Regions from separate parts of the Homo sapiens genome. Here regions 1, 2 and 4 are each linked to region 3. The links are chromatin loops, found by intact Hi-C in ENCODE. Cell type or tissue: CD4-positive, alpha-beta T cell. All regions are shown on one strand. Region 1 has its middle 56 kb from the start of NELL2. Region 2 overlaps NELL2 (neural EGFL like 2). Region 3 holds the start of NELL2 (neural EGFL like 2). Region 4 overlaps NELL2 (neural EGFL like 2).

Region 1 (8,000 bases), 57 kb before region 3:
TCTATTTGTTTGTATCCTCTTTAATTTCATTGAGCAGTGGTTTGTAGTTCTCCTTGAAGAGGTCCTTCACATCCCTTGTAAGTTGGATTCCTAGGTATTTTATTCTCTTTGAAGCAATTGTGAATGGGAGTTCACTCATGATTTGGCTCTCTGTTTGTCTGTTATTGGTGTATAAGAATGCTTGTGATTTTTGTACATTGATTTTATATCCTGAGACTTTGCTGAAGTTGCTTATCAGCTTAAGGAGATTTTGGGCTGAGACAATGGGGTTTTCTAGATATACTATCATGTTGTCTGCAAACAGGGACAATTTGACTTCCTCATTTCCTAATGGAATACCCTTTATTTCCTTCTCCTGCCTAATTGCCCTGGCCAGAACTTCCAACACTATGTTGAATAGGAGTGGTGAGAGAGGGCATCCCTGTCTTGTGCCGGTTTTCAAAGGGAATGCTTTGAGTTTTTGCCCCTTCAGTATGATATTGGCTGTGGGTTTGTCATAGATAGCTCTTATTATTTTGAGATACGTCCCATCAATACCTAATTTATTGAGAGTTTTTAGCATGAAGAGTTGTTGAATTTTGTCAAAGGCCTTTTCTGAATCTATTGAGATAATCATGTGGCTTTTGTCTTTGGTTCTGTTTATATGCTGGATTACATTTATTGATTTGTGTATATTGAACCAGCCTTGCATCCCAGGGATGAAGCCCACTTGATCATGGTGGATAAGCTTTTTGATGTGCTGCTGGATTCGGTTTGCCAGTATTTTATTGAGGATTTTTGCATCAATGTTCATCAAGGATATTGGTCTAAAATTCTCTTTTTTGGTTGTGTCTCTGCCTGGCTTTGGTATCTGGATGATGCTGGCCTCATAAAATGAGATAGGGAGGATTCCCTCTTTTTCTATTGATTGGAATAGTTTCAGAAGGAATGGTACCAGTTCCTCCTTGTACCTCTGGTAGAATTCGGCTGTGAATCCATCTGGTCCTGGACTCTTTTTGGTTGCTAAGCTATTGATTATTGCCTCAATTTCAGAGCCTGTTATTGGTCTATTCAGAGACTCAACTTCTTCCTGGTTTAGTCTTGGGAGAGTGTATGTGTCGAGGAATGTATCCATTTCTTCTAGATTTTCTAGTTTATTTGCGTAGAGGTGTTTGTAGTATTCTCTGATGGTAGTTAGTATTTCTGTGGGATCGGTGGTGATATCCCCTTTATCATTTTTAATTGCATCTATTTGATTCTTCTCTCTTTTCTTCTTTATTAGTCTTGCTAGTGGTCTATCAATTTTGTTGATGCTTTCAAAAAATCAGCTCCTGGATTCGTTAATTTTTTGAAGGGTTTTTTGTGTCTCTATCTCCTTCAGTTCTGCTCTGATTTTAGTTATTTCTTGCCTTCTGCTAGCTTTTGAATGTGTTTGCTCTTGCTTTTCTAGTTCTTTTAATTGTGACGTTAGGGTGTCAATTTTAGATCTTTCCTGCTTTCTCTTGTGGGCATTTGGTGCTATAAATTTCCCTCTACACACTGCTTTGAATGTGTCCCAGAGATTCTGGTATGTTGTGTCTTTGTTCTCGTTGGTTTCAAAGAACATCTTTATTTCTGCCTTCATTTCGTTATGTACCCAGTAGTCATTCCGGAGCAGGTTGTTCAGTTTCCATGTAGTTGAGCGGTTTTGAGTGAGATTCTTAATCCTGAGTTCTAGTTTGATTGCACTGTGGTCTGAGAAACAGTTTGTTATAATTTCTGTTCTTTTACATTTGCTGAGGAGAGCTTTACTTCCAAGTATGTTGTCAATTTTGGAATAGGTGTGGTGTGGTGCTGAAAAAAATGTATATTCTGTTGATTTGGGGTGGAGAGTTCTGTAGATGTCTATTAGGTCCGCTTGGTGCAGAGCTGAGTTCAATTCCTGGGTATCCTTGTTGACTTTCTGTCTCATTGATCTGTCTAATGTTTACAGTGTGGTGTTAAAGTCTCCCATTATTATTGTGTGGGAGTCTAAGTCTCTTTGTAGGTCACTCAGGACTTGCTTTATGAATCTGGGTGCTCCTGTATTGGGTGCATATATATTTAGGATAGTTAGCTCCTCTTGTTGAATTGATCCCTTTACCATTATGTAATGGCCTTCTTTGTCTCTTTTGATCTTTGTTGGTTTAAAGTCTGTTTTATCAGAGACTAGGATTGCAACCCCTGCCTTTTTTTGTTTTCCATTTGCTTGGTAGATCTTCCTCCATCCTTCTATTTTGAGCCTGTGTGTGTCTCTGCACGTGAGATGGGTTTCCTGAATACAGCACACTGATGGGTCTTGACTCTTTATCCAATTTGCCAGTCTGTGTCTTTTAATTGGGGCATTTAGTCCATTTACATTTAAAGTTAATATTGTTATGTGTGAATTTGATCCTGTCATTATGATGTTAGCTGGTTATTTTGCTCTTTAGTTGATGCAGTTTCTTCCTAGCCTCGATGGTCTTTACAGTTTGGCATGATTTTGCAGTGGCTGGTACCGGTTGTTCCTTTCCATGTTCAGTGCTTCTTTCAGGAGCTCTTTTAGGGCAGGCCTGGTGGTGACAAAATCTCTCACCATTTGCTCGTCTGTAAAGTATTTTATTTCTCCTTCACTTATGAAGCTTAGTTTGGCTGGATATGAAATTCTGGGTTGAAAATTCTTTTCTTTAAGAATGTTGAATATTGGCCCCCACTCTCTTCTGGCTTGTAGAGTTTCTGCCGAGAGACCAGCTCTTATTCTGATGGGCTTCCCTTTGTGGGTAGCCTGACCTTTCTCTCTGGCTGCCCTTAACATTTTTTCCTTCGTTTCAACTTTGGTGAATCTGACAATTATGTGTCTTGGAGTTGCTCTTCTCGAGGAGTTTCTTTGTGGCATTCTCTGTATTTCCTGAATATGAATGTTGGCCTGCCTTGCTAGATTGGGGAAGTTCTCCTAGATATTATCCTGCGGAGTGTTTTCCAACTTGGTTCCATTCTCCCTGTCACTTTCAGGTACACCAATCAGACGTAGATTTGGTCTTTTCACATAGTCCCATATTTCTTGGAGGCTTTGTTCGTTTCTTTTTATTCTTTTTTCTCTAAACTTCCCTTTTCACTTCATTTCATTCATTTTGTCTTCCATCAGTGATACCCTTTCTTCCAGTTGATCACATTGGCTCCTGAGGCTTCTGCATTCTTCACATAGTTCTCGAGCCTTGGCTTTCAGCTCCATCAGCTCCTTTAAGCACTTCTCTGTATTGGTTATTCTAGTTATACATTCGTCTACTTTTTTTTCAAAGTTTTTAACTTCTTTGCCTTTGGTTTGAGTTTCCTCCTGTAGCTCGGAGTAGTTTGATCGTCTGAAGCCTTCTCTCACCTCGTCAAAGTCATTCTCCGTCCAGCTTTGTTCCATTGCTGGTGAGGAGCTGCGTTCCTTTGGAGGAGGAGAGGCGCTCTGCTTTTTAGAGTTTCCAGTTTTTCTGCTCTGTTTTTTCCCCATGTTTGTGGTTTTATCTACTTTTGGTCTTTGATGATGGTGATGTACAGATGGGTTTTTGGTGTGGATGTCCTTTCTGTTTGTTAGTTTTCCTTCTAACAGACAGGACCCTCAGCTGCAGGTCAGTTGGAATTTGCTAGAGGTCCACTCCAGACCGTGTTTGCCTGGGTATCAGCAGCAGTGGCTGCAGAACAGCGGATTTTCGTGAACCGCGAATGCTGCTGTCTGATCGTTCCTCTGGAACTTTTGTCTCAGAGGAGTACCCGGCCGTGTGAGGTGTCAGTCTGCCCCTACTGGGGGGTGCCTCCCAGTTAGGCTGCTTGGGGGTCAGGGGTCAGGGACCCACTTGAGGAGGCAGTCTGCCTGTTCTCAGATCTGCAGCTGCGTCCTGGGAGAACCACTGCTCTCTTCAAAGCTGTCAGACAGGGACACTTAAGTCTGCAGAGGTTACTGCTGTCTTTTTGTTTGTCTGTGCCCTGCCCCCAGAGGTAGAGCCTACAGAGGCAGGCAGGCCTCCTTGAGCTGTGGTGGGCTCCACCCAGTTCGAGCTTCCTGGCTGCTTTGTTTACCTAAGCAAGCCTGGGCAATGGTGGGCACCCCTCCCCCCCAGCCTCGCTGCCACCTTGCAGTTTGATCTCAGACTGCTGTGCTAGCAATCAGCGAGACTCCGTGGGTGTAGGACCCTCCGAGCCAGGTGCGGGATATAATCTCCTGGTGCGCCGTTTTTTAAGCCTGTCGGAAAAGCGCAGTTTTAGGGTGTGAGTGACCCGATTTTCCAGGTGCCATCTGTCACCCCTTTCTTTGACTAGGAAAGGGAACTCCCTGACCCCTTGCACTTCCCGAGTGAGGCAATGCCTTGCCCTGCTTCGGCTCGCGCACGGTGTGCTGCAACCACTGTCCTGCACCCACTGTCTGGCACTCCCTAGTGAGGTGAACCTGGTACCTCAGATGGAAATTCAGAAATCACCCATCTTCTGCGTCGCTCATGCTAGGAGCTGTAGACCAGAGCTGTTCCTATTCGGCCATCTTGGCTGCCAGAAGAAATTTTATTAATTGAACAAAGAAGAAGAAAGAAATAAAAACATTCTGATTCCAACTACCCAACCTTATTTCCTCCCAAGCCTCCTTGACTTACTTCCTTCTTTCTGATTATGGGTATTAAAGGATATGCTCCTTTAATAAATATTCAGAAACTGCACCTCAGCCATGTTAAGGGTTTTCTTGTTGCCTTTCAATTTTTGAAAAAGGACACAAAAGTCCAAACTTCCAGATTCTTTCTTTGGTTCCAGGGCAACGTATAATATTAACTTTGTATTTTTCTTTATCTGTGACATAGTCGGCCATAAATCACCTGGTTACTGTATTATATACGTTAGTGTTCTAGCATAATAGTAGTTTTTGCTGTTTGACAGATGTTCCAGACTAAAATGTTGTAAAATAATAGATCATTAAAAGAAACTAGAGTTGATGGCCAAGAAATTCAATTTTTTTCCTAACAGAATCAAAGCATTTCACTAATTAGTTACTTTATTCCACAAGATGGCGCTGTAGTTCTTCCAATTATTTGGAATAGAGCAGCTCAGGGTTTTATTTTTAAAAGTATCCTCCCCTTCCTTCCTTTGTATAAAAGTGACACATAAGAAAGAATGTAAGGCTGTTACTTCATAATAGGCCTGATTTACTATATATTTTAGAGAAGTCCATGGTAATAGCCATAGAAGAGTCAATAACAGGAATTAGTACACAACAAATTATAACCAGAAATGAGATATGATTATTTTTGTGCAGTTTCTTAAATAAACATAGTCTACCCTTTGTTTATATGCTATGAATTAGAAATTATTTTTTAAAGCTTATGGATAGAATTTTAATGTTTTTTAGTACTACTTTGGGTGTTCAAAATCTGAGCTGCTTAACTCACTGGATATTTCTATGTCTTTTGTAATAACTTTTAAAGCTATTGCATAGGGCTTAATCCATTTCTTTATGATAGCCCAGCAATACCAGCATTACCTGGGTCTGTCTGATCTGACAGGAGGGTCTTCTATTAAATTCTGTTTTAAAAAATTCAATTTGTTTAGTCTTGTGCAGAAAAACATATTAGATATGGGACTAATTTCTTTTTAGTAAATATTTTAGTGTTTAATTTGCATCTCAGTTTTGTTCTAAATATTTTTTAGTTGTATCCTTTTGAAGTTAAGACTTGCCAAAGTTCCCAGATAAATTTGCATTTGAATCAGTTTATAGTAATGATTTTGAGCCCTTTTATGTGCAAAGGACAGTTTTAATTGGATCTGCTAGGAAAACAAAATTTTATTATTCCTTTCAAAAAACAAACATTGCTTAAAATAAGTTTGGAAGACTTGTATTTAAAATATTTTGGCAGTGAATTATTTTTAAGTTTCACTTTGATCATACTTGGTAAGTTTAATAAAAATTACATATTGACCCCAAATACTAAAGATTTTAATTAATGCCCTAACACAGTCTCCTTGTTAGAATCAGAAATTTATTAAGTAAAAAGCCCAAACATCAAGGGAAAACAAGTAAATTAGTGTGTGTAATTCTTAATTATGTCTAATTAAAATCAATTTGTAATGCATTTACATTCACAAAATCACGTAAGTTATCAGTGTCTGAGACAACAGTTTGTGTTTATGAATAGCACATTTGTAAGGAGTGAATTAGTTAGTGTGCTAATTAGAAAACTCTTGCAAGAGAAGACAGGTTGTAGTTCATTTTTATCTATTTCTCTCAATTTTGATCTTATAGTGGTGAGTGGGTGGAAAAGCCATGATTAAGTTTAAAAGCTCTGAATGTACATTAGCAGATATGTTTGTTCTTTTAGTTGGTGCTTTAAGTAGTTTAGCCATGTATACACTTATTTCCATTACTACTAATTATGTTTTTGAAAGCCTACTATGTGTCAAGCACATCATGCCTTTATTTAATTCATACAATAGTTGTATGGAACAGGTAGCATTATTCTGCGTTCACAGATGAGGATACTGATGCTTAGAGAAATTTAATAATTCATGAGGGGTCAGACAGCTGGTGAGTGGGGCTTGGGATCTAAAGGCAAGTTCTTATGACTCCAGAGCCTGCACTTTAAACCACTAACGTGCATTGTATTTGCAACTGCCATGTCAGGTAGCTTTTAGTGAAGTCTGCCAATTTTAGTATGAAATATTCTGTTTGTAATGTGTAAGGAGTAGGTCAGGCTTTCTAATTGTGCTGTTTATGTAAGGCACAATAAGGACTTTTGCAAAGGGGACTTGTCAAGTTATCATGATACTGGCTGCAAGCCAGAGGTTTCCTTAGCAAAGTGCTAAGACAAGGGCTACTGGGGTAAAAGGGAAGCTCTTATTTCCTCCTCTTTACCCCCTAAATTGCCCACATCTCACTTTTTCAATGTATAAAGTACAAGCCCACCTAGGTTCTACTGGGTGAACTCTGCGTAAATTTTAAAAATACTTAAAACCCACCAAATTTATTACCTCTCAACAGACTTAGTCAAAAGATGCAATGTTTCTATTCCAAAATGCTGTGATCTTCTTAAAAGAAAAGAATGAGTTTAAAAAATACTTGATGAGCTAAAATTGCTGCTGAAGTGCTTTTTGTGTCATTTATTAGGGAAGATTTCCCACATATTCTGTTGCTAAGCCCCTAAAAGTTATTAAAGGAAGCACACTTGTGAATATCTTCAAAAAGTGGGCAGGTGGTCATCCCAAGGAGATGAGTTTGGGTAAAGTGAAGTCTTCATAGAAAAATCAAATTCTTAAGGCTTATTGCAATCCTAAATTAACCTAAACTCTAAGTTTTCTTTGATTGACTGAATGATGCCAGAAAGATCAACTGGGCTGTACATAGAATTGCACAAAGCACAATTAGACAGGCAAAGTAGGGCAACACACATCTAATGGCAGAAGGTTTCGTGATTCAAATCGATTGACTGAATGATTCTTTCCTTCAGTCTGTCATTTAACCATCTGTCCAGTTGCCATTTAACAGTTACTTAGTAGCATATTTAATTCAGTATTTATTGATCCCTCTGTTACAGGCACTGTGTGAGGTACTGCAAGCCTTAACTGACACACAAAATTAAATAATCAATTCAATGCGTTTGCCTCAGCGTGTATGTCTTTTACGGTCCTGATGATTAAATCGTTTTAGACTGAAGTCCTTGCGTTTTATTGTCAGCCTGTTTGAGCAAGTGATAATCTGTCAATCAATAGAGTCAATGGAACTTAAATTATTTGGGTGACAGTATTGATCAAAGTGTTTGGTGTTTAAAGGTCTTGGTGTGGGTTTTCTACATAGTTATTCACATAGATAGTAAGCAAACTGTTAAGTCACATCCACGCAGTGTTCTAATAGGAGTGGCAATAGTAGTAATCATAGTAATCATTCTCAAATTTATAATAGTAAGGCTAACTTCATTGGTGAGAACCAAACTTCTTTTTTTTTTTTTTGAGACGGAGTCTCCTTCTGTCGCCCAGGCTGGAGTGCAGTGGCGTGATCTTGGCTC
Region 2 (8,000 bases), 99 kb after region 3:
CCTTAGCCATCAGTGCTTCCCATTTGATTTTACACATTGACTGCAATAAGTAAGTGTAGTGTCCTCATTTTAGGAAATGGAAGATTCTAAGAAATGACTGTCTACTCACGTTCCTTCTTTGATGTTTCTTTTTTGCAGAATTTATGAAAGGGTAGTAGAAAAGCCCTCCACAGACTTGCCTCTAGGCACAACATTTTGGCTAGGACAGAGAAATAATGCGCATGGATATTTTAAGGTATCTTTTGGCAAAAGTCTGAGAATGAAATGTAAATGCTTTCTAATGAGTTTCAAAAAGTAGATTTTACTTTTTATGGTGTGAAACAAAATAATTTGATTTGTAAATTAGAAAATTTGTGTCTGTTTCATTTTTTTAAACAGTAATATTTTAGCCAGCAAACATTATTTTCTCTTCTTTTTTCAATGAGTTTAATTGTTAGATATTACAGAAATGATCACAAGGCTGCAATCAGGGCAGTTAACAGGTCATTCTTTGAATTAACCTTTCAAAGCAATAAAAATCTAAAATGTTAACATACAAATAAACTCTCCACCACTGAAATATAACCTTTGATGATACTTTTACAAAGATGTTAATAGCGGATTGAAAGCTTTTTAGTATATATTATTCATGGTCTCCTTGTACTGCAGAAAGTGAGAAAGGAATACACATATGTGCACAAATCTGTCAAAAGAGAAAGCAGTTATAATTTATATCTTTTCCTTTAATATGTACTTGGAGACAACACTTCATAGAATTTCTTCATTGGAGAGGCTCTAAGGGACATGTCATTTAACTTTCCATATTTTAAAGATGAAGAAATAAAGTCCAGAGAATTGCTTGACTACAAGCCCATAGTGCAATCATTTTCCCCCAGTGGCTATGACAGTCCCTACAACATGGAAGTGGCTCGATGAATGATTACCAAATCAAACAATGATAAGTGATAGTTCAACTCATAGATTTCAAGGTAGATCACATACCAGTGAATTTAATTGTTTTCTAAGCAAAGTTTATAATTCTATAAAGGTGTTTTGGGAACTTATTTAAGCATTGCCTGTTACCAGGAAACCAGATACTTGAAATATATGATTCCATCTAATAGTAGCCTTGCTAGTCTTGATGCAGGGTCATTTTTTATTTCTGTTTTATTATGCATAAACCTGCACAGAGGGGTAAAGTAACTTGCTTAAAGATAGGCAAATAGTAAGTGACACAAATAGGAAATTGGTTCCATGCTTGCAAATCCTAAAACCATGCGCTTTTCCCAGGTAAGGGATAGCAGATGTGTGCTGTGAGTCCCAAATCTCATCTCTATTTAATCGTGACAGTCCTTCCCATGGAGCCTAAGTGTGGCCTCAAAATCTCCACATGTCAATTATGTGTACAACTCTGGGGGTCATTCTCTTTATTGTAGTCCATAAATAGTATCCATTAGAGTTGTACAGTGCATAAACTATATAACCGTACACGATAGCCTTGTTTTTATGTTGCTGCTTCTAAGTGATAGGAGTTGGTACACAATTTATTTCATCAATCTAGGCCCAAGCACACACTGGATCCAGTAATACCCACACAGTAAAAATACTTAAATATTTATCGTTCACATTGATACATGCTATTAATCAGATTAAACATGTACAAGACATAGAGACCAGTATTTGACTGGTAAATCTTTATAGGTACGTTTAAAATTATATTGATGTCATGTTGGTACAGTTATTCCTATCATTAGATATTTTGTTTGCATTTTTCAAATGGATAAAGTAAAATATTAATTTAATAAAATATATAAAGGCCATGAAGAAATGGGGGGAGTGTGGCAGATAAAAGAGACAGCTGGATGTGTCTGATAGATCATTTCTGAGCCACCATTGGTCTTTGCTTTAGGAGCCCAGCAAGCTGGAAGCTAATTATACCTTAATGACTAAGTATGCATGTAAATTTTGCCTATAAACATGTGATAAAATTTTCTATGTAAAACAGGTCATTTCCAGCTGACATTTAAAAAATTTTCATTTTAAACTTTCTGTACTCATAAGAACTCATCACTATATTTTGCTGTAGCTGTTTAATGAATCTATTGTCCTTTTTAAATTGAGAAATTAGTTTTAAAAGATCCCACTTTCATGAGATGCTCAAATGAGCATGCTTTCATGACTCAGTTTTTCTATCCTTTTCTTTAATAATTAAAGTTAATTTAAAATTGGTATCAATTTCAGAGTTGCTGAAGCTAGAAATTATTATCAGGTTGATTTTTTTAAAGGTCATTTTCAAGCCCGTCAGTGGCTAACTAAAAATAACTTCTCAAAACAACATAACTATTGCCTCTTAGTTATATCTTGACATTTAATCTTAAGGCTTTAAAAACATTATCAATAAGAGAATACATGGGTAATCATCTATTGTGCCTGATGAATTTCTTTCCCTTTGGTATGAAGTGGAAATAATGTATTAACAAAGACTTTTTACTCAGGGATTTTAGTGAGTGTGTTCTGTAATATTTTCCTTCATGAACTTGACCATTGAACATAATTTGGGTAAATGAAAGTAATATGTCTTTTTTTTCTATTTTTCACACACAGGGTATAATGCAAGATGTCCAATTACTTGTCATGCCCCAGGGATTTATTGCTCAGTGCCCAGATCTTAATCGCAGTAAGTCTATTAGTTCTTGCACTGTGGAGTCCCCATATATTACTTGTCAGCATAGACTTAACCAGATTGAACCCCTTATAAATGCATCTTGACCAAATGTAGTGTTTGTAATTCCAGCCTGTCCAACTTGCAATGACTTCCATGGACTTGTGCAGAAAATCATGGAGCTACAGGATATTTTAGCCAAAACATCAGCCAAGGTAAAAGCTACTCAAGAATACAGTGTGGAAGCTTAAAAATCCTTGATGTTCCCAATACTTCCATTTATAACCATAGATTTTCACCTTCGAGGCTCTTCTTATACTATACTGTTTGCTAGGACTGAATCTAAATCTCTGCTTAAGGAAAGGCTTATAAATATTAAAACCCTAGCCATCTGTATAACAAATAATTCAGTAAATCAGGAATGAGGCAGATTACCTAATTTATACACTGCTTACTACAGGAGGATTTATTGTTTAGCTTTTATTATTATTTATTTTTATTCAGTTTTTCATTACAAGCAAGGAGGCAGTAGGACAGTGTAAAGAATATAGACACCAGAATTGTATCAAAGAAATGGTCCCATAAATGCTTTCTACCACTATGTTACAGTTCTAGGATTATTTACTAATATCTTAAGCATATGTCAGGTTTACCTACAATTTCACTAGACTTGTAATTTTGTATAGTAGTTACAGAATACCTGATGGTTGTGTTGTATGGTGTATGATTTGTTTCTTATACAACATAAATTCTGAATTTTATTTTTTTACTTGAAGAAGCATATAAATGAAATTAAACATTTTTCTTTTAAATGGAAAGTGCTTCTCTGCATTTGAGTGATGTTTTGAATTAACCTTTGATTTATGTCTTATAAATTATGTTGTTTGTTTCTAAGGCAGGGAGCAAATTTATCACAAAAAGAAGAGGAGAGAAAAAAACATTCTTTTAAATTAAATTAAAGTCTTAAATATGTTTATGGCAAGTGGTTGATAAGCACAGCCATCATCATTGCTACATACTTTAAAAAAAAGATACCTGCGGAGTGTTTCACATTTCTGTGTTGCTGGAAGGATGAACAATGTAAAACCCGTTCTTTTGTGCCACAGCTGTCTCGAGCTGAACAGCGAATGAATAGATTGGATCAGTGCTATTGTGAAAGGACTTGCACCATGAAGGGAACCACCTACCGAGAATTTGAGTCCTGGATAGACGGCTGTAAGAACTGCACATGCCTGGTATGGCTTCTATTTGAGTTGAGACTAAGGGAACTCAGATGCTCCCACTCTTTAAAAATTTATTAAAACAATGTAATCATGAAAATTTCAAGACCCATTTCCTCAAGACACAACACTAAAGTGTCAACAAACCTGGTCATATCTAAAGAACTGTGTTGCATTATTAAAAACACTTTCTAGCTTCTAAAGATGATTATGGTTTAGGAATGCTATAAAGTTTAAGTTTATTGGTACACACATGAAGTTAGCAATTTAAATTAGGTAAAGTGATTCCTAAAGAAGACTATCCTCTTATCCTTAACATTTCCAGAGATTTTTCTCCCTTGTGTTTTCATGAATGCATTTTCATGAAACTAAGTCATATGCAGCATTAAATATTGTGTCCAGATTGAGCAATATAAGCAAATTAGATAGAGTTTAAATGATTGGGACAATCTAATAGTTTATTAATACAGTGGAATACAAATTATAAAGTTTAAATAAATGTGATTTTGCTAATTGCTCGCTAATGAAGTAGAATATTTTATTGCATTATGATTTCAGAAATATATGTTCATTTTCAAAGAAAAGTTCAAAGAGTTTGGTTTTAAACTTTTAAATTACACATGAACTCATCTGTTAAAGCTGGTTTTCTGGAAAGAAGTCAGACATCTATGTGAATTAGGCTTTTAAAAAAATTTCTCAAAGTTCATCCAGTTTATTCAAAAACAGAATATCATGCATATAAAAAGATCAAAAGTAGTTCAGAACTGTGTGTGTGTGTGTGCGTGCGCACGCACATGCATGTGTGTGTGCGTGCGTGCATGTTCGTGTGCATGATACAGTTTTTATTCAGGAACATGATATGTTCCTAAATTTTTTAAATGGGGAGCAAAGGTTAAATTGAGTAGAAGACGGAATGTGGTATAGTGAAGTCAATAAAATGGGAAGCCCGAGCAGCCAGCTACCTGGGAGCTCTGGCCACCTTTAGGAATCAAATTCCTTGCGGTGGTCCTGTCTCCAGTTTGGCGCCTCCTTGTGGTGATTGTCAGCACCGCCTCCCCTCCTGGCAATGAATGGCCTGTTCTGTTCTCTTCACATGAAGAGTTTAAAATTTAAGGAATGAATTCAAAAATTCTTGAAAACTACTAAACTCTAACATGGAAATTCTTTAAATATTGTTTCCTTTTCAGAATGGAACCATCCAGTGTGAAACTCTAATCTGCCCAAATCCTGACTGCCCACTTAAGTCGGCTCTTGCGTATGTGGATGGCAAATGCTGTAAGGAATGCAAATGTGAGCATAACTTTTATGATGAATACTTTCTTTGGAAAAATAAAGCACTGTATTAATAAGTATTCACCCATCATTGGTTTAATCTGGGCAAGCTAAATAGCTTTCAGAAGTGATGGAATAAAGGAAGAATACTTTCTCTGTTTTGGTTGATTAGTTCTTTTCCATTTTAAAATGCTATGCCCCTATTCCAGTAGGACAATTTTTTCTTGGAGTAATCTATTCCATATAGTGATAGTAGTAGGAAACATGTGTAAGAAACTTACTGGAAGTTATTTCACTAATTGTACTATTTATTGTAAGTGTCTCCCAAATAGGTTAAGAATGGTTCACACGGCTGCAATAACCAAAGAAATCCATGATACAAGTGGCCTTCAGCAGCAGAAGATATGCTGTTCCATTAGCCCAAACAACAGAAGTCCACATTATTATAGGATTGTCCAGTGTAGATAAGGGCCATGGCCTTCATTCAGGGAAAAAAAGGCTCACACCACCATGTGTGGAAGCTTTTCTGCCTTTTAGCAGTCATTATATAGCAGTTCACTTCGGTTGTCAGAAAATACTTTTTGACTCATCTGTAACTACCCTTAACTGGGTTCTAGATCGTTCAATAAATAATGGAAATAATTTATTTATGTTTCTTATACTTTAAAAGACTTCACTTAAACCTTTGTTAAAAAGAGTGTTTAAAAATTTTGCTGTTTTTTCCACAAAGGAGTAGTAACATACATGAAAACTGAGTTGTTTTAAAGTTTGTGGAATATATAGAGCTCTGTAAATGCAAGTGTATTTATATGTATACTCTCAAAAAGACAAAGTAGGGAGAAGTGGCGGCGGGGTGGAGAGAAAGACAGTAGCAATGTGCTACTGCTGGTGAGGGTGACAAGCTATCAGAGAAAAATCAAGAAGTTGCTTCATAGTCCGTTGATTTAATTCCCTCAGGAAGGCATTTATATTTAATTCTATTAGGCTTTACATTGAAGCCAGTCCGTCTCATAAGACTGTATTAGCCTAGTCAAGTCGATTCAGTGGAACTAGGAAGGATTGAATACAATTTTTCTTACATGTCACTAGCTAATTTCCTTGGTGAGAAATAATCTGCATTTTTCTAGGACTTCTCTTAATAAAAGGAGGCTTGTGGCAATATATAGTTTTGTTTGTAGGTGGTTAGAAAGAGGAAGGAAGAAGGACCATATATACATATATGGCTTCATATTCATAATACAATAGCAAGGAATCATACTTTTTGCCTTAACTTCTTTTTTTTTTTTCTTGAGACGGAGCCTCGCTCTGTCGCCCAGGCTGGAGTGCAGTGGCGTGATTTCCGCTCACTGCAAGCTCCGCCTTCCAGGTTCACGCCATTCTCCTGCCGCAGCCTCCTGAGTAGTCGGGACTACAGGTGCCTGCCACTACGCCGGGCTAATTTTTTTGTATTTTTAGTAGAGACGGGATTTCACCCTGTTAGCCAGGATGGTCTCGATCTCCTGACCTCGTGATCCGCCCGCCTCAGCCTCCCAAAGTGCTGGGATTACAGGCGTGAGCCACCGTGCCCTGCCCTGCTTTAACTTCTTTTATCTTTCTTTACATCCATAATTTTATGTTGTTATTCATGGATATGACAGATTTGCATTAAGTGATGTCAGTGTTATTAGATACAGGTTGATTGAAATAACGGGCCATTGTGAGAGATTCGTCAGAAGTGAATTTCAATTCTCATCTTACCATTTGCCTGTGTTACCAAGAGTAAACTGCAGACTAAATCGGACTAATGCTTGAATTCTTCCCAATAAACATGCGGTTAGACATAATGAAATGATAAAATGTTTTGAGATTCATTAATGAAGAGTGTTTCAGGCAGTCTTTGGTGTTAATGATTGAAAACCAACTGTTTGCTTCATATAGAAAATAGTTAAAGCTGGAAGTGAGTGATCAGTGAGCAGACCACAACATAATGAAAAAAAAAAGCCATAGGCCCTCATTAGATATGGCTAAAAAATAATAAGTATTAAGCGACTTTATCTTTCTGTTCACATTTAATGATATATAAGTACCATGGAATAGAGAGGAATAGAGAGGGTTCATGCTTATGTTTGCTTGTTATTTCAAAGATTTGAAATTTTAGTTTTAATGAATTTAACATTTTACTAGAGCTAGCAAGACATTTCAGTAAACAGCCATAGATATTTCCCCTTAGGGAAATAAGCATTTAGTTCATATGGTGAATATTCTTAGCGGTTCTTTTTGGGAATGAGTCTCTGCAAAGCACAATTTAAAAATAAGTCACTGACAATATCCAGAAAATGTGCTTCTGAAAAGTCTTGTAGAAGACAAATAACACTTAAAATAAATGTAATAGTAATCCTTTGACTGACTGACTTAAATAGTACAGATTTTCATATGTATTTAAAAAAAGTGGGAGAAACCAATAGTTACACATGTCTATGATGTCTTGTATGTGTGTTTGTGCGTGTGTGTGTGTATCACCATTGCATGTGAGGAGAAACAGTCTTATTTTCCTATGTTAATTCCACAGTAGTGTCACTGTTATAATTTATGAAAATCTAATTTTAGTGGAGTAGAAGTAAATTCCTATGTTTTTTACTCTTTTAAATATAAATATAAGCCCTCTTCTTAGACCCTACATTGATCCTATCTTTGAAACGCTTCTGCTCAACTGCCTTTTTAATGACAAAACCTGATAAAATAGATTATTATTGAAAACAGCTTAAAGAGATTAATAGCTTACTGTTTCTAAAGCCCTTGGAAGGTAAAGCGTATAACCTAACTGCTGAATGTGACTCTGCCAAGATTGAAATGAACGAAACACGTGCATGTGGCCAGTCACTTTTTGG
Region 3 (8,000 bases):
AAAGAGTTGAGGATAAAGGGATTTGATGTGGTAGTAAAGCTTCTGTATTCGAACTGAAGTGGTAATGTATGGACTCTAGGTAGAAGGTGAAAAGTTAAGTATGTATATTGTATTCCCTAGAATACCAATTTTAAAAGCTTCACAAAGAGATATAGTCAAAAGAACACATAGATAAAATGGAATACTGAAAATACTGGCATTCAGTGGATAGAGACCAAGAATTCAACTAACATCCTACAAGGCACAGGACAGCCCCAATAAAGAATTATCCAGCCCCAAAATGTTAGTAGTTATAATGTTGAAAACTCCTGCCCAGGTTGAGAAACTCTGCCCTAGCTAATACAATGGCTCACCTTTACTATGGGTTTCCAAACCTTATACCTTAGTTTTAGAGAAACAACTCTTCACACCTCCCCATACTCATATTTTAATGATTTCCATACTATTTAATTAGGTCAAATAATTACAGTAGCAGGTTCAACTAGAATTATTTTGGGTACCAAATACCACTGTTCTGGAGGGAGCCTCAGTGTGTATGGTACTGGAGATAAGCCCATTAACCACCAGCTTTCAGCATATGGATGAGAGTCAGAGAAACTCGAGAGTATCCCTACTTTCATGAGTTGGTTGAACACAGGTTGGTTAGGAGGACTTTTATGTGGAAATATATATGTGCATATGTATATTTATGTTTTATTCTTTTCTCTAATGATAGCATTTTAAATGCTACGTTATTTAAAATTTATTTCGTGTAGCTTCTGTAGATACTTATTACAATTGAATATTTTAGATGCACAGCTGTAGAAAGGTCTTTAATTCTCTGATGATTAATTTCTTTTCATTGATTAATTAAATTGTATTATTTATTTGGCATAGTTTTTCAAATTTGGGAAATTGCATATGACAATCCTTTATCACTTGTAAGTACTGAAATATTTCTCAAACTTTACAAAGTTACAAATAGAATTAAATGGGAAATTCGATAAGAGAGAATTAAAAATTAATTTAAAAGAGCTCCCGAATTCTGAATCTTTTGTCTTAAAAATTCTAAGGGCAGATCTAAAAATACCTCTTTCCCTATAGTATAATATAGTATATGTATTCCACTATATGATAATATCTATAACTATATATCTATAGATAAAATGTATATTATACTCCTGCCTTGCAGGGGGCTCAGACTACCCAGTAGGCATTTTGGTAACTGTAGCTGTTAGTATCCAGTTGGAGAATTCAGTACCCACATGTTTGCATGGAAGGTTAAGAAACCCAATTGATCTTTGTACAGATTAATACCATAATGGTTTTTTAAACTCTTAACTTTTCCAAAATGAAAGTGGAATGCCATTCCTCAAAATTTACCTAAAAATTTTAGGGCTATGTTCAAAAAATATTATGTACCATTGATCTTGAACATACATGTGCCTGCTGAAAAATGGATCTCAAAGGACACCACTTTTATGGTCCCGGACATATGTGGTGAAGGGCAGGTAGAGCCTGCATGAGTGTGGTCAACAGTGGGATGGCTCTTCTCTCTCGCCTGGGCTCCATCTCCTCCCTCTGCTTATTTACGTATTTATTTATTTCTCTCTCTCTCTCTCTCTCTAACCATCTCCTCTATGTAGGTAGATATTTCGGCGTGAACAGACGCCCTGGCTCAGTTCCCCTTGCCTTCTGCTGTATGCTGGTCCCAGAGAGCCCGAGTCCGGGTCTCCACGCTTTATTTGGCAGGGGGCGCGCGGGTTCCGGAGCTGTCCAGCACCTCCTGGCCAAGTTCTCTGCGCTCTCCGCGCCCGGGAAGCTCTCCGCGCCGGGGAAGCTCTCCAGCGCCCCGCCCCCGGCAGGGAACCTCTCCACCAGGACACCCGGGGCTTCCCAGGCTCGCCATCCGTCCCCACCAGTCTCTACCTACTTTGCCCAGCTCCACCTCGGCAGTGCAGCGTGTTTTGGTGGCCTTCCTCCGCACGCCCTGGAGGGGGAGTGCCCTGCACCCCGGGGCTGCTCCGGAGCCCAGTGCACGAGTGCACATGGGCTTCCCTCCTTTGCTTAAAGGGCAGGCGAGCGCTACTCGCTCCAGCCTTGCCTCCTGCAGCTGGGTGGTCTTTTTTCTCTCCTGTCTTTCAAGACACGCGCCCGAAATCGAGGGGTGAGAGCAAAGACCGCCCATCAACTTAGCACCTTGGATTTAGAGCTTTCAATCCCGAAAGGAGGTTGGCATTGCCCGGGTCATCGAGAGAGGGAGGGAGAAGAGCTGAGGCTGCAACGGCTCCTGGGCTCCCTAGACCGGGTTTGGCATCCAGGAGACCGTGCGGGAGACCGACGCTGAGCGCCGGCCTCGCCCTCGGCGGCCCCTCCCTCCTCCTTACCCCGCCTCCCCCGGCCCGCCCCTCCCTCCCCGGAGGAGCAGTCTCTCCGCGCGTCTCCCGGAGCTTTCTCCATTGTCTCTGCCTTTACAACAGGTTCGGGCGGCGGGGAAGACGGGGGGGTGCGGGGCCGCCCCAGCCCGGGCTTTCTTGGGGCCGCCCCCCTTCTACCGGGTGTGCGAGTCTTTGGCTGCTTTTATTCGGCTCGGGAGCTAATTCCCCGACGGAGCCGCGCCGGGGCGAGTCCGACCCCTCCCTCCGGGCCCCCTCCGGGCCGCGCTGCCGCCTCGGCCCTGCGTGTGGGAATGATGTGCGCATTGGAGGGTCTAAGTTCTTCACGCGCCTGGGGAGGCCTCCCTTTTCTTTCTTAGGCAACCAAAGCGTATTAATCCTACTGATCAGTAAATCCGAGGCAGCAGCAGGAGAGACAAACGTTATTTTCCCGCTTGATTCCAAGAACCTCTTCGATTTTTATTTTTATTTTTAAAGAGGGAGACGATGGACTGAGCTGATCCGCACCATGGAGTCTCGGGTCTTACTGAGAACATTCTGTTTGATCTTCGGTCTCGGAGCAGGTGAGTGGCCGCAGAGCTGGGGCTGGGGAAAGGGATGGCTCCCGCCTCGGGGCAGCATGGGCTGGCTGGGGAAGCCTCGCTTTTCCCGGACCCAAAGTAGGTCTGGAGTGGGAAGCTTGGAGTAAGGGGGCGGGTTTGGATATGGATTTTTTTTTTTTCTGTGCTTGCCTTGGAGACCGCGAGGCGGATCACGCCCCTAGTCCAGGGTCGGAGGGCTGAGGGGGAACTTTGCAGAGAGAAGGGTTTAAAGGAGGTCATGGAAACGGGACTGGGTGCTCCGCTATTTAAAGCTTGGCTGCTGATCTCAGGTAAGGCTCTCGGCGGAGGAGGAGGCAGTCGCCTCTCATCTTCAGTTCCCAATATTGTCGCGAAAACGCGGTTCTTTGCTGCCCTGGAGGAAGAGACTTGCATTTTGATGGAGCTTTTCCTTTTTCTCTCTCCCACCTCATACCCCTCACCAGTTTGGGGGCTTGGTGTGGACCCTTCCCTACAGATTGACGTCTTAACAGAGTTAGAACTTGGGGAGTCCACGACCGGAGTGCGTCAGGTCCCGGGGCTGCATAATGGGACGAAAGCCTTTCTCTTTCAAGGTATGCCCGGCGTGCTGCATCCCCACTGTGATTTCAGTTCCGATAACCCCGGCAGGAGTTGCTCTTGCCGCTTGTCCTAACTTTGTATTGCCTCATGGATGACAGTACTTTAGCTGAGGTGTAGAAGGGCCAGTGTGAGACACATATCCCTATCTCTTTTAAGTGGTTTTTTCTCCCCTGCCTCACCCTTCTCCTTCGTACTTTGTACTCTTGCCAGTTCTAATGGATAGTCCCTTAATTACTGAGCAGAAACTCCTATGGCAGATGGTTGATTTTAGAATCTGGGGAACAATGAATTATAACACAAACGCCTCGTTTGGGTGAAATTGATTTAGGTAGGAAAAAGGATAGCTTAATCTTAGTTAAGACACTGATCTCTGAAAGTTTCAGGTACGATGGTGCCCTGCTTGGAGGAATTGTTTTATGGGGGTAGCTTTCTGGAAAAATTAATGCCTCTGAATATTTTTACTTACTGCATATCACAGTCGCAGTATATTTGAGGCAAAATTTATCTTTGAAAGACCCTCATTCTTCCTTCATCCACCAATAACAAGAGAAAGGGAATAATGGTCTCAAAAGTATTTTGGAAAGATTTCAAGTAAATGTTAATCTAGAAGTGTATCTCATATTATCATTAATTGTGTACTTACGATTTTACAACTTTTTTTTGAAGTCAATGGATATTGGCTGGGCACAAATGTCTACATCTCAAATTATATTTAAATGTGTTGTGCAGTCAGAAGCAAATTCCAATGCAGCAAACCTTCAACTTTGATTAGAGCTTTTGAGGATTGCTTGTTTGTGGAAAGTTGCCGTAATAAGAGCTTCTAAAAGGTAGCTAAACGTGTACAGACAGACTAGATTCATGTATGGTGAAGAATACATGAAGGCAAAAGAGAATGGAGTTTGGTTTAACATATCTAATGGACTAAAGCTTCTTGCCCTACCTCACCCAGATTTTTGTTGTTGTTGTTGTTATTTTGGTGCCATGGCTTTGAAAGTGCAATTCATAATTACTAAAGAGTTGGATATGCAAAAGGAAACCACTTCGGAAAATATGCTACCAAGAAATAGAAATAAAATAAAACTTGAGTGTTTCTGTAGTGGTGTTGTTGCCTGATATAGCCAGTATGTGTCACCATGGACACTAAAACCAAAGCTTAGAGTTGGGAAAGGAGGAAATTCACATGTGTTACATTTACTTAAAACAAGTTTGCTCTTATAAAAAATTAAAATGCAATTTTCTGGCTTAAAAATTATTGTTTAAATTTTATGTTTAAGTTAATTTTTTATTGTAACAAATATTTATGGTAATGTTTTATTCACTTAAGGGTCTTTTATAAGAGGGTGGGGCTTGGATATTGAATCCTTTAAAAACAATGACCAAATATAATAAAGAAGATAAGGCTACATTGTCAGCAGAATTTCACACAGTTGAATAGAAGTGTCAGTAGGGTTAACCTTCTGTTTTTTTTTTTTTGTTGTTGTTGTTTTGTATTGTGTTGTTTTTATCTCTGATTTTTAATCCCTATGAACTGGAAACAAAGTTATTTCAGGACTGCCAATTCGAGTAACTGGAAAGCTTTATGGAATCTAAAGCTCCTAATAAACAAATGGTATTGTAGTGCTCTTAAAATTTACAAAGCTCCTTTAAATTTTATTAGTATTCTACCTAGTTTCCTCTGAAGAGTGTCTGATCTGTCACAAATAGAAACCTTCAGGACTGTGCATTTTATATTCTGATGCTAGAAAATTAAACCATTTTTAGGAAATAGTCTCAGGAATCGATAACTTTTCCTGGTTAATTAAAAATGTTTAGTTATTCATTTTTATTTAAATTGTCAAATTCTTCAAGGTAGGTGTTCAAAATACATAAGGCATATAAAATGTTTTGTTTGAATTGTCCATAGTAACTAGATATCCATGTACATTGATGAATTGGTTGTTTTTCCTTCCTTGTTGATGCCGAGCTCAATATTTAGACAGAGTAAATGCCTAACAAATATGGTTTATGAGATTTGAAGGTGTAAAATTTCATTTTCTGCCAAATTATGGACTTTATTTAATATAACCAATCAATCAGCAAGTATTTCCTGCATGCCATGTTCTCAGTAGGCATATATTACTGATGTATTGATTATGCTCTTGTGATTTCTTTTATTCTAAGATTCGGATTATGAAATTGACAAAAGGTGGCCCTTTGGCCATGCATGGAATTTCGCATTACCTTGGCAAGGTCTTTGCTAATAGCATTTGGAAACTTGTTAAGAAGTCAGTTCCGAGTCTTGCTGCTTCATTGAGATTTCCTTTGGCTTTAGAGAGAAAAAAATATACAGACTGAAGATTTTATAGATTCTATTTACAGTGAGTTGAGGGTGCTGCAGATATTTTGTACGGTATATACATATACACTATACATAGTCATAGCAGGAATAGTAACAAATTACAAAATCCGTGAGATGCTCTCAGGTTTCATATGAACCTATCATATAAGTTTCTTTGTGCTATCAGATATGTTCTAAATAGATGGAAGAGATTTTTGGACCATCAAATTTTTCCTGCAGTAATGTAACCATCTTCTTCTGTCTTTTAGCTTTAAAATAAAGAAATCTCAACATATACTTTCCCAGTGATTTTTGCTCATTTAATATTGCTTTTCCTTGTGCCAGTTTTTCTCCTTAGTGGATTTTGAGATGCATGCAATTCAATACCTTTTGAAACTCGTAAATTTATTATTATCTATACCTAATAAAAACAAATGGAAATATATTTTAAAGTCATATGTTTTAAAAATAATAATAGCAACTATAGTATCACTAAAATGGTTTTGTTGTTGTTGAAATTTGATTTATAGTTGTTTTGGAAATTCAAGTAATAAGATGCTAAATTAGATTACACCTTAATAAATATGGCTTTTGATCTTTGCCAATTACCATAATTTTCAAAAAAGGAATCCAGGCAATTTTCTAGTCATTTCTAGCTATAATCTGACTTGCAGCCACAAAAATACACTTATTATGCTTTTAAAAATTAGAGGAGTGAATGTAGACAATAAAAAGACCTATGAAAGGTTATAAAGGGTTCTACTTTCTAAAATCTAGGAAGTATTCCCCAAGATAATGATCATAATAATGTTTTTTTCCTCTCTGTACATGAGGGATCAGGAATGAGAGTATACAGAAGCACCATTCTAGGACTTTCTAGCAATGTTAGCATGATTTTTAGATCTTTGATTTTAACAATTAATCTGGCCAGGTTCCCAAAGTAGATAATTTCCTCTGTTGGTTTAATACAATTTCTTCTGAAGTGTTAACAGATTTTATAATCTCATTAATCCATAGAAGAGAAGTGGATAAAATCAAAGCATGTTTTTTTTACAAGTTGTTAAGTTGAAAATAAGCTTAGTAGTTATTTGTAAAAAACTTTAAGGTTTTAAAGGGAAAAAAAGGTCGTACGTCTCCTCTTATGCCAGTGTTACGCAGAGTGAAATAGGCATTTGGTAATAGACCATGGACTTTAGTAGGCAAAGGTAACTGCATTGAGGAAATCGAGGTGGCACTAATTTGTCTTCAGTATGATGGTTGGTGAGCATCTGTGGACTTTGAAGTGATGGCTGTTGGTGCCCAAATAGTGTGGAATAACACAGTGTTTAAGAGATGCACTTAGAAACAAGATAGACTGAGGTGGAATTTCATTAGTTGTTTTACTGTGGTGAAGTTACTTAATTTCTCTAAGCTCCAGTACCCTCAATTATAAAATGATCATTGTTATGACAATTAAGCGAGTTACTTTCATTCTTTCAAATAAGTTATTTTTGGGAAACTAGCATACTGCTAGGTGTTAGGCACATAACAAATGAAGACGTTAGAACTTAACTTTGATTTCATAGTGTCTTAAAAATAGCCGTTGAACAATTACATAGTTACAGACCTAATCACCATTAAGATAAATTATATGAAGAAAAACTGAAGATATAATGGGAATCTATATTTTAGTTAGGGGAGTCTCAGGCTCAGGGAAACCATCTTTGAAGAATAGTCATTTAAGCTGATAGTTGAAGGATATGTAAGAGTAGTCCAAAGAAGAGAAGCTATGGGGATAGGCAAAGGGACTAGTGTGTGAGCAAGGTTCTGAGCATGGGATGAATGTGCATTTGAGAACGTGGAGGAAGTCTAGAGAAGTAGAAACATAGGGCATGTGATATGAAATAAAGTATATGAGGAAAGCAGGAACCAGGTTACATGGTAGGCTATACTAATAGAGCAGAATTGAAAATTTATCATTATGGAAATATATATTATGGTGGGCAGAATAATGGTCCTGCATAGATGTTCATGTCTTAATTCTTGGAACCAAACAATAGGTTACGTTATACAGCAAGGGGAAGTTAAGTTTGCTCATCAGCTGACTTTAAGATTAGGAGGCTATCATAGGTTATCTGGGTGAGCCCTGTGTAATCAGAAGAATCTTTT
Region 4 (8,000 bases), 62 kb after region 3:
GTTGACACTGATGTTGCTGTGTTATCTAGAATATAGGAATTGTGTAGAGAAAACTTGGGAGTATACGTCCCCAAGTAAGGTTTTTTGATTTTTTGCTTCAAAGGTGACATTTTTGAAAAAAGATTCCTGAAACCTAAGTTCAGTAATTCATGTGTGATTTTATTGTCCTGTGTTATTATATATAGCATAAAGTCTTTTTGAAAAATAATTTACCAAGAGTCTGAAACTCAGTATTTATCAGCTGCTACTGATAAACTTGATAAAGTTTTTTGAAAGATGTTACATGTAAAAGATACTTCATAAAATCAAATTCTACTATTCTTAGTATATGTTTGTTTCTTTTTTAGATACTCCCAGAAGCATAAAAGCATCCACTGCTACAGCTGAACAGTTTTTTCAGAAGCTGAGAAATAAACATGAATTTACTATTTTGGTGACCCTAAAACAGACCCACTTAAATTCAGGAGTTATTCTCTCAATTCACCACTTGGATCACAGGTAAATGTGGTTGCTGGAGTTTCCTGTGTTTTCATTATATGTGGTTAAATGAATATATTAAAGAGAAGTAAACAAAAGCTTTCTTCTCTTGTATATCTCTTTATGATTTGGGAAGCCGAGGTGGGCAAATCACGAGGTCAGGAGTTCAAGACCAGCCTGACCAATATGGTGAAACCCTGTCTCTTCTAAAAATACAAAAATTAGCTGGGCTTGGTGGCGCGCGCCTGTAGTCCCAGCTACTCGAGTGGCTGAGGCAAGAAAATTGATTGAACCCAGGAGTTGGAGGTTGCAGTGAGCCAAGATCATGCCATTACACTCCAGCCTGGGTAACAGAGCGAGACTCCGTCTCAACAACAACACAAAGATTGGTTTAAGATAGAATGGTTTTGTTACATTATACAAAAATCACAAACACAGGTAATTGAAAGTAATTGCCTAAAAGCAGAAGGAGCTGCTGCTTTTCAGGTTAGTAAGAAGTTGCTATTCCTAAAACAGATTTATTCATTACTGAATTCCTCAAGAGGTATATTTCTCAATTTTAAAGCCAAACATACTTCTTAATTTGTGAATAGTTATCCACAAAAATATTATATTCTAATGCTTTGTAAAATTGTCTGGGTTTAGAGTTTAATAGTCGTATAATTGTAATCATTGACAGACAACTTCCTTTTTTACCTCATAGTTGGCAGCAGTGACAGCTGTCTTCTTGGACATGGATTGTATAAAAATGGTGTCTACTATCTTCCAGCCTTTGTCATATGTGAGACAGGATTAGGAGCTCTGGATGGGGGGAAAGGAGGAAGAAGAAGAAAGTCATTCATGATACTTGACATATACATAAATTGCTATGAAGTAATACCAAATAGTTTAAGATTATTCCTTCTGGAAAGAATAACCACAGTTCTGGGAAGGTCCACCACTTACTATCTGTGGACATTGGGGAAGTCACCTAAGATCTGTATCTCAATTTCCTCATCTGTAAATTGAGGATAATAGTACTGCTTCATAAGTTGTTGTGAGGATTAAAGAATTTATACATATAAAATGCTTTACCTATATAAAAACTTTAATGATCCTGTCCAAGCATGGGTATAAATCTCTTTATTTGGTTTCTCTTATCGCAGATGAGGCAGTCTGGGACTTTGCACATCTTTACTAAATACTAAAGAGCAAACGTAAGAAAATCTATGTGGAGAACAAAATATAGCAAGGCTGACTTAGTGAGGAAGGTTCCTAGGGACATACTATCTCGCTTGCTCTTGGGGCTTGAGGCCCCATTTAATTACATCTTTAGCTCCAAAGGATAATTTCCCAGGCCCTTCACTTGGGTTTCTTTCCTCCCAGATTCTGGCCTGTTTTTGAGGGGAGGGTGCCATCCTAACACTCACCTGGTAACTGGGAAGAGCAAGAAAGGGAGCAATCCCATCTTCAAGGGTTCACTGGGCTATTCCCTTCAGTCTGTTTTTGGTTGCAGGGAGAGGCCTTGTCTTCATGTGGTTGAGATCCAGTGAGCTCCTTGTTTATAGCAGTGTGTCTCTGCCCATGTCCATTGAGCTTTCAGGCAACAAGAGTCACATGTAATAAAGCAAGATTGTTCATTTGCAGAACAACCTGTTGTATTTCTGATTACCTCTACATGCTAGGAAAATTTCGCCTTAATTTTGCACATTAGATTTTGCTTCCCTGTGACTTTCTCCCACTTCCCTGTTTGTAGAGACATAGAACTCACCCAGCCTTCTTCCAGATGACATCCCTTACATAGATGATGGCCACTGCTACCTCCTTTCTTACTGCTCCTGTCTCTGTGCTAACTGGTGCTAGGGCCCTCCATCTGCTCCTCCTGAGGCTTGTCAGGCAGCATTTCAATGGGTCTGTTTCCCTCAACTGTGAGTCCTAGATGGTCAGTGTTTGTATTGGTTCCCAGGGTCGAACACCTTAACTGTACACACTCTGACCAGCACAGACTTCTTGCAATCTGCAAACTTTTTCCACCTAATACTTCTTAAAATAGTTTAATGTTTTTTTAAGCAACTGAAACATTTTAAAGATATGGGCAACTGAAATACCTGACCTTCATCAGGTGGTTTGCTGTCAGGCAAATCCTTTCTTACTCTTCCTGTGAGGTAGATTTATTAAAGTTATAGGCAGGGCTTTAAATGTATTTATTTCAATTGAAAATAATATTTATTGTTTTAGATTATAGAAGTATGTTTTCGTTGTAGAAAAAATTTGGAAAACTGACAGAAAGAAATAGGAAAATTGATACAATCATGTTACTAAAAGACTAATGTTGAAGTTCTGTCGTATTTTAATCCAGTCCTTTTGTCTATGTGTATTGATACGCCATATTTTGTTTAATCAACCCCTTACTTTTGGGTATTCAACTCATTTACTTTGTAAATTTTAATAAATAATAATATGATGAATATTTCTTATACATAAGTATTTGTGCTCAGCTGTTAGGTTTTCTAGTTATACCTTTAAAATTTATATTATTTCTGAAATTTCTTGTTTTACTTATTCAGTCTATGGTTGTATCTCTGTCAATGTCTATGAATTTATCTAGGAAATTATAAATTATGTAGATATTATCTAGATAGGTTATTATTGAACAAATATCATATTTGAGATATAGTATATCATTCTATGATGTGGAAAATAATTTAGATTTGTAAGGCACTTTCATTTGCTGAGTAAGCTAACAGTTATTAAAGGCTTACCATGTGCCAGGCACTGTGCTCCATGCATTACATGTGATTAGTTCATTTATCATCAGTATTCAAGAGTGATTAAGAGTGTAGACCTGGAGATGGACAGCATATATTCCAGTCATAGCTCTGCCACTCATTGCTTTTGGGGCCTTGTACAAATTACTTAATTGTTCTGTACTTCAATTGTCCCCCTCTGTAAATCCATATAGAGTGCTTGAAAATACTAGCTATAAAAATTCACAAACCTCTCATAATCATACAAGATCAGCACTCTTATTTTCATTTCAAAGATAAGAAAAACAAGCCTTAGAGATAAGTTCTTAAAGGTTCCATGGGAATAAATGGGAGTAGGCTTTTCCATCAGTGTGATTATAGAGCCCACCTGCTGAACCTCTGTGCTATCTGGTCTCTCCGTGTCTATGGGAGATCATTAAACTAGGTTCTTTATTGCCTTTTTTTCAGCATCATTTAGCTAGTTACTGACAGAGCCAGAACCCAAACCCACTTTTTATTATTGAGTCTTTTTACTAATGCCCTGTGATATTGCCTTCTATCATCTCAACAGACCTTCTGTTATGGCTTGTATTGGATTTTTTCCTGTTCTTCTTGCTGAAGCTATCTTTCTTTAGTTATCTTGCTTTTCCTCACTCATCTATTTAGTTTCATCATTGCCTAAACACTTATTTCATTATTTTCTGCTTTCTTTCACAAAAATTTTAAGGTGGCTTATAGAAATATCTACAGGACAAGATAAAATGAAACATATACAAATCAGAGCAAACAAAAGGATAAAAACCTTGTTAAATAATTAGGATAATTCAACCATTCTTGGCACTGAAACCATACACATATTTCTCATATGGCCTTTTGTGGTCAAGGTAGTAAGTGTCCTTAGAGAACAAGTTCAGGGGACTTTATGGTAGCTGGTCACTTCAGAAAAAGCAGATCCACAGTGATGTTGATAACATACATCTAGGTATGAAGGTCTTTGAAGCAACACTGCCCCCTTTGGAGACACTTTCTTGGTAATATGCAAGACAGTCATATACAACCAAGTTTTCCTGCTCAATGTGCCAGTGGAGCCTTCTATATGAAGGCCTGGTAAGTAGACTGTGTCCTTCACACCACATTGCATGTAAATTGCTTTTCTCAATGTAACTCAGTCACTTCCAACTGACAGTGATTAGGTGTAGGTCCAGCGCTTCAATGGGTGCATTCTAGTTCACCATAGTAAGAACTCTTCTGCATGCCCTGCTGAAGGATGCTTATTTTTCTGGGTTTTTTTGGGGGGAAGATGGGGTGGCAGTGGCATTGTGACGCTTCTTCTGAGCACATGTTCTTGCCTGCCTGGGAGAAAGCACAAGAGCAAGATCTTGAGCAAGAGCAAGAGCTTGAGCTATCCCTCTGTGAATTTAGACTCTGTGAGTTAGACTACAAAGTCTCTGCTATAGAATAAACATGAAATGAACATTAATATTATTATTAGAGGTGATGTGAGACTGGCTCTCTCTTCCTTATGTCTGTTCCTGACTCCAGTGTTATCTCCATATGGGCTATTTGCAGTGAACACCTAGCTTATTGGGAAGCCTGCTCTGAAGCCTAATTAAAGAGGGAGAAGGTAGGAACTGATGGAGACTGTGGGAATGGTAGCTTCAGCACTCGTGGTAATGGAGTAAAGCGATAGGAGTATAAATACTAGCCAGGCACAGTGACCTATCTGCTCGGCATCTATGTGTCACCCTTTTTCTTTTTCTCTGCTTGTTCAAATCCGGCACGTACTTCAGAACTGCGCTTATATCTCCAGGAAGCTTTCACTGACCTTTCCAGTTTACATTAATTTCTTCCTACATCAGTTTCCAATGTATTTAAAAAATTTGTGCCAGTTTTTTGGCATTCTAACATATAATGTCTTTAATTTTTTTTTTTTTTTTTTTTTTACTTTTAGTTCTGGGATACATGTGCAGAACGTGTAGGTTTGTTACATAGGTATACATGTGCCATGGTGGTTTGCTGCACCTGTTAACCTGTCATCTAGGTTTTAAGCCCTGCAAGCACTAGGTATTTGTCCTAATGCTCTCCCTCCCCTTCCCCCTGACCCCTTGCGAGGCCCAGTGTGTGATGTTTCCCTCCCTGTGTTCATGTGTTCTCATTGTTCAGCTTTCACTCATGAGTGAGAACATGCGGTGTTTGGTTTTCTTTTGCTGTGTTAGTTTGCTGAGAATAATGGCTTTCAGCTTCATCCATGTCCCTGCAAAGGACATGAACTCATTCTTTTTTATGGCCGCATGTATTTCATTGTTATTTAAATATTTTATGTGTATACATGTTTGTTAATTTCATGAGACATTAAAATATCATTTACTGCTTCTGATTACAGTTGTAACAAATACATAATTTAACTTTTAAAAATCTAAATTGTAGCTTTCTTAAAAAATTGGTAATACATCCCAAGGTTCAAAATGTAAAAGGCACTCCATTCCTGTCCCCTGCGACCCAGTTTCTATCCCTGACGGCAGCCACTATTATCATTAAGGCATTCAAAAACAAAAAAATATGTATAAAGAAGAAAATGAAGCTCATCCAGTCAGTGGTTTGCTGGAGCTGGCTTGCCTACTGGCTTTAGGGGCTGAAATTTTGTGAACTGGTTGACATTAGTAGCTTGAAATAGGCCATGGTATGAGTAATTATTCCATGGAAATCAGCAGATGCTACAAAACAGGGCTTTGAAAAATATGCTTTTTCAATGAACCTTTATTTTTGCATACTTTTTAAATACTCTCTTTCCAATACAAATGGGCAGATGAACCAATAGCTTAGAATTGGGTCTCTAGAGAACAGAGAGCCAATTATTAAACATTTACCACTGCCTATAATTCTGACATTTAGCGATAACCCCATTAATGCTGTGGAATGCAGCTTTCTCATCCTTTTCTCAGGTGAATTTGTGTGTTTGTGTAAAATATTTACATAGTTGACAATAATTTTTGATTAGATGTTAAGGTTTTCTGCTGTCAAGGATTGTGCATTAAACTTGCAAACTCTATTACATCTGTCATGATGTCATACACAGATGCTAAATAAATATTTGGTAGATGAAGAAATGAGTAAAAGATGAAGAGAAAGGTTATTATGAGTACATCAGGAATCATAAATGGCATCACAAAGTTTTCATCAAGCTAGAGTGGTAGGATTTGGAGAATGTTCAAATTGCTATATTGATGCAGGGTGCCTAATCCATCCTGAAATGTCCTTAACTCTAGCATGAGGAATTCACTAACTGGCAGCCACTGCCTCGAAACAGCTATAAGTCAAGTTCTTAGAGAATAATGACAACTGTAATAAGCTATATGGCAACATCTCAGCCACGGTGTTAATGCTGGATATCTAATCACACAATTTTTTTGGTTTGGACATATGGATTAATGGGCATGCTCTGGATTCTAGGGTATCTGAAGTGAACTAAAAGCAAGAAGAAAGTAGGAAGGGCAGATGATCACACTGTTGCAGAATTAAGAAGAGGGCTTCAGTCAAACCTTGGCACTGAAACATAGCTTCAAACCAAGTGGCATAATTATGAAACTCCCGGGAACTCCATCAGCAGTGCCCTGGTGTGCCATGAACAAAGCTTCATTTGGCCTCCCAACCTGAGATGCTGGTTTCAAATGGTGTTCCTTAAATAGAGGCTGATATTAAAAATTAAGCCACAAACTTCATGTGAGCACAGTGTAAAAAGAGTTTTGGCTCTTCAGTCATTTCAGTATGTTCACCATCAGCAGCATAACCTAAAAAAAACCAGACAGTAATATATGGCAGTTGTTGGAAAGAGTTAAGACACTCAGGCTGATTAAAGGAGTTCTCTCATTATTATAGTTTTCTGACTATTGTGTTTCGAAAGGTAAATAGAGAATAGAGAAATATTTTTAACATATTGATTCATTTATCCATTTATACAGGAAACAGAAGAGAAATATGAAAAATATAAAGGATTGTTGAAAAGCAAAAGTATATTTATCAGTAAAAATAAAAGAAATTTATTGAAAATTCCAAAGAAACTGTTTCCTTCTTCCATGTTTTACAAAACTGCAGTTTCTTCAGGATAAATAAAATCCTTATGTTATCCTTCATGTGATTTGGTGTAGTTGCCTAGATTCTGTTCTGTGGTTTATAATATTTCTTCTTTATTTAAAATAATCTTGGACTTTAGATATACAAATTTGTTCCAAGGGGTTTATTAGGAATTTTGCTGATATCCAGGCATTATTTATGCTTCTGACTTTGAATGCTTTGCAGATAGCATACATGGAGATAATTTGTGGCAATAGCTTTGCAAATAAATATTAAACTGTCCTGTAGTTTGTCATCATCTTCTGTATTAATAAACTTCAGGTGAAATAAATGAGATTTTTCTATCCTCTTAATATTAATTATACATTCTGGGTGAGTAAAAATGTATTTATGTATGAGGCTGAAAAAATGTGTCTTCATGTTTGTGAGTGCTTGTCATGTATTAAGCCATTTTTCTTTCTTGACATTAGTAAGTAAAAATTAAACTTGCTGGCAATATTTGCTTGGCTTAATGGTTCTGAACTAAAAAATGACTTTGTTTATTATGGAAGAAATTAATAGACTGACATAAAAGCTACTAAACTCATTACTTTCTGCTTGCACTTTATTTAATAAATAACTTTAAAGATAATAGGATTTATAAATTAAAATTTCAAACTCCAATTTCTACATAATTAAAAAACTTTACTTAGATTTTATTTTCTTGAAGTGTTTCTATATCATTAT

The links. Peaks named below come from ENCODE experiments on the same cell type or tissue, not always from the same donor. Only the 100,000 strongest peaks of a DNase experiment are listed, where the experiment ranks them.
Region 1: a loop joins it to region 3, with 3 times the contacts of the local background. A loop is called at or near these places in 7 of 110 quality-filtered maps.
Region 2: it touches region 3 in a loop (10-fold over the local background); 14 of 110 quality-filtered maps call a loop at or near these places.
Region 4: it touches region 3 in a loop (11-fold over the local background); 9 of 110 quality-filtered maps call a loop at or near these places.

Annotation. Positions count from the first base shown.
Region 1 is chr12:44,928,211-44,936,210 of GRCh38, reverse strand. No RefSeq gene overlaps it. Among named protein-coding and RNA genes, the nearest start is that of NELL2, 56 kb to the right of the region's middle. In CD4-positive, alpha-beta T cell, CTCF peaks have their summits at 4,795 and 4,999 (motif pointing right); a DNase peak (open chromatin) is centred at 5,030.
Region 2 is chr12:44,771,898-44,779,897 of GRCh38, reverse strand. It overlaps NELL2 (neural EGFL like 2), which reads left to right. Exons shown (of 20, transcript NM_001145108.2): 4 at 1-49; 5 at 139-235; 6 at 2,584-2,656; 7 at 2,774-2,856; 8 at 3,748-3,876; 9 at 5,049-5,151. Among named protein-coding and RNA genes, the nearest start is that of NELL2, 100 kb to the left of the region's middle. In CD4-positive, alpha-beta T cell, CTCF peaks have their summits at 4,711 and 4,922 (motif pointing left); a DNase peak (open chromatin) is centred at 4,887.
Region 3 is chr12:44,870,753-44,878,752 of GRCh38, reverse strand. It overlaps NELL2 (neural EGFL like 2), which reads left to right and starts at 2,438. Exons shown (of 20, transcript NM_001145108.2): 1 at 2,438-2,938; 2 at 3,400-3,528. The coding sequence starts at 2,884. RefSeq lists enhancers at 1,314-1,813, 1,814-2,315. In CD4-positive, alpha-beta T cell, CTCF peaks have their summits at 1,976 and 4,644; DNase peaks (open chromatin) are centred at 1,942, 2,412, 3,552, 4,672 and 1 weaker place; H3K4me3 peaks cover 4,688 bases; H3K27ac peaks cover 390 bases; H3K27me3 peaks cover 900 bases.
Region 4 is chr12:44,808,484-44,816,483 of GRCh38, reverse strand. It overlaps NELL2 (neural EGFL like 2), which reads left to right. Exons shown (of 20, transcript NM_001145108.2): 3 at 348-498. Among named protein-coding and RNA genes, the nearest start is that of NELL2, 64 kb to the left of the region's middle. In CD4-positive, alpha-beta T cell, CTCF peaks have their summits at 4,018 and 4,222; a DNase peak (open chromatin) is centred at 4,213.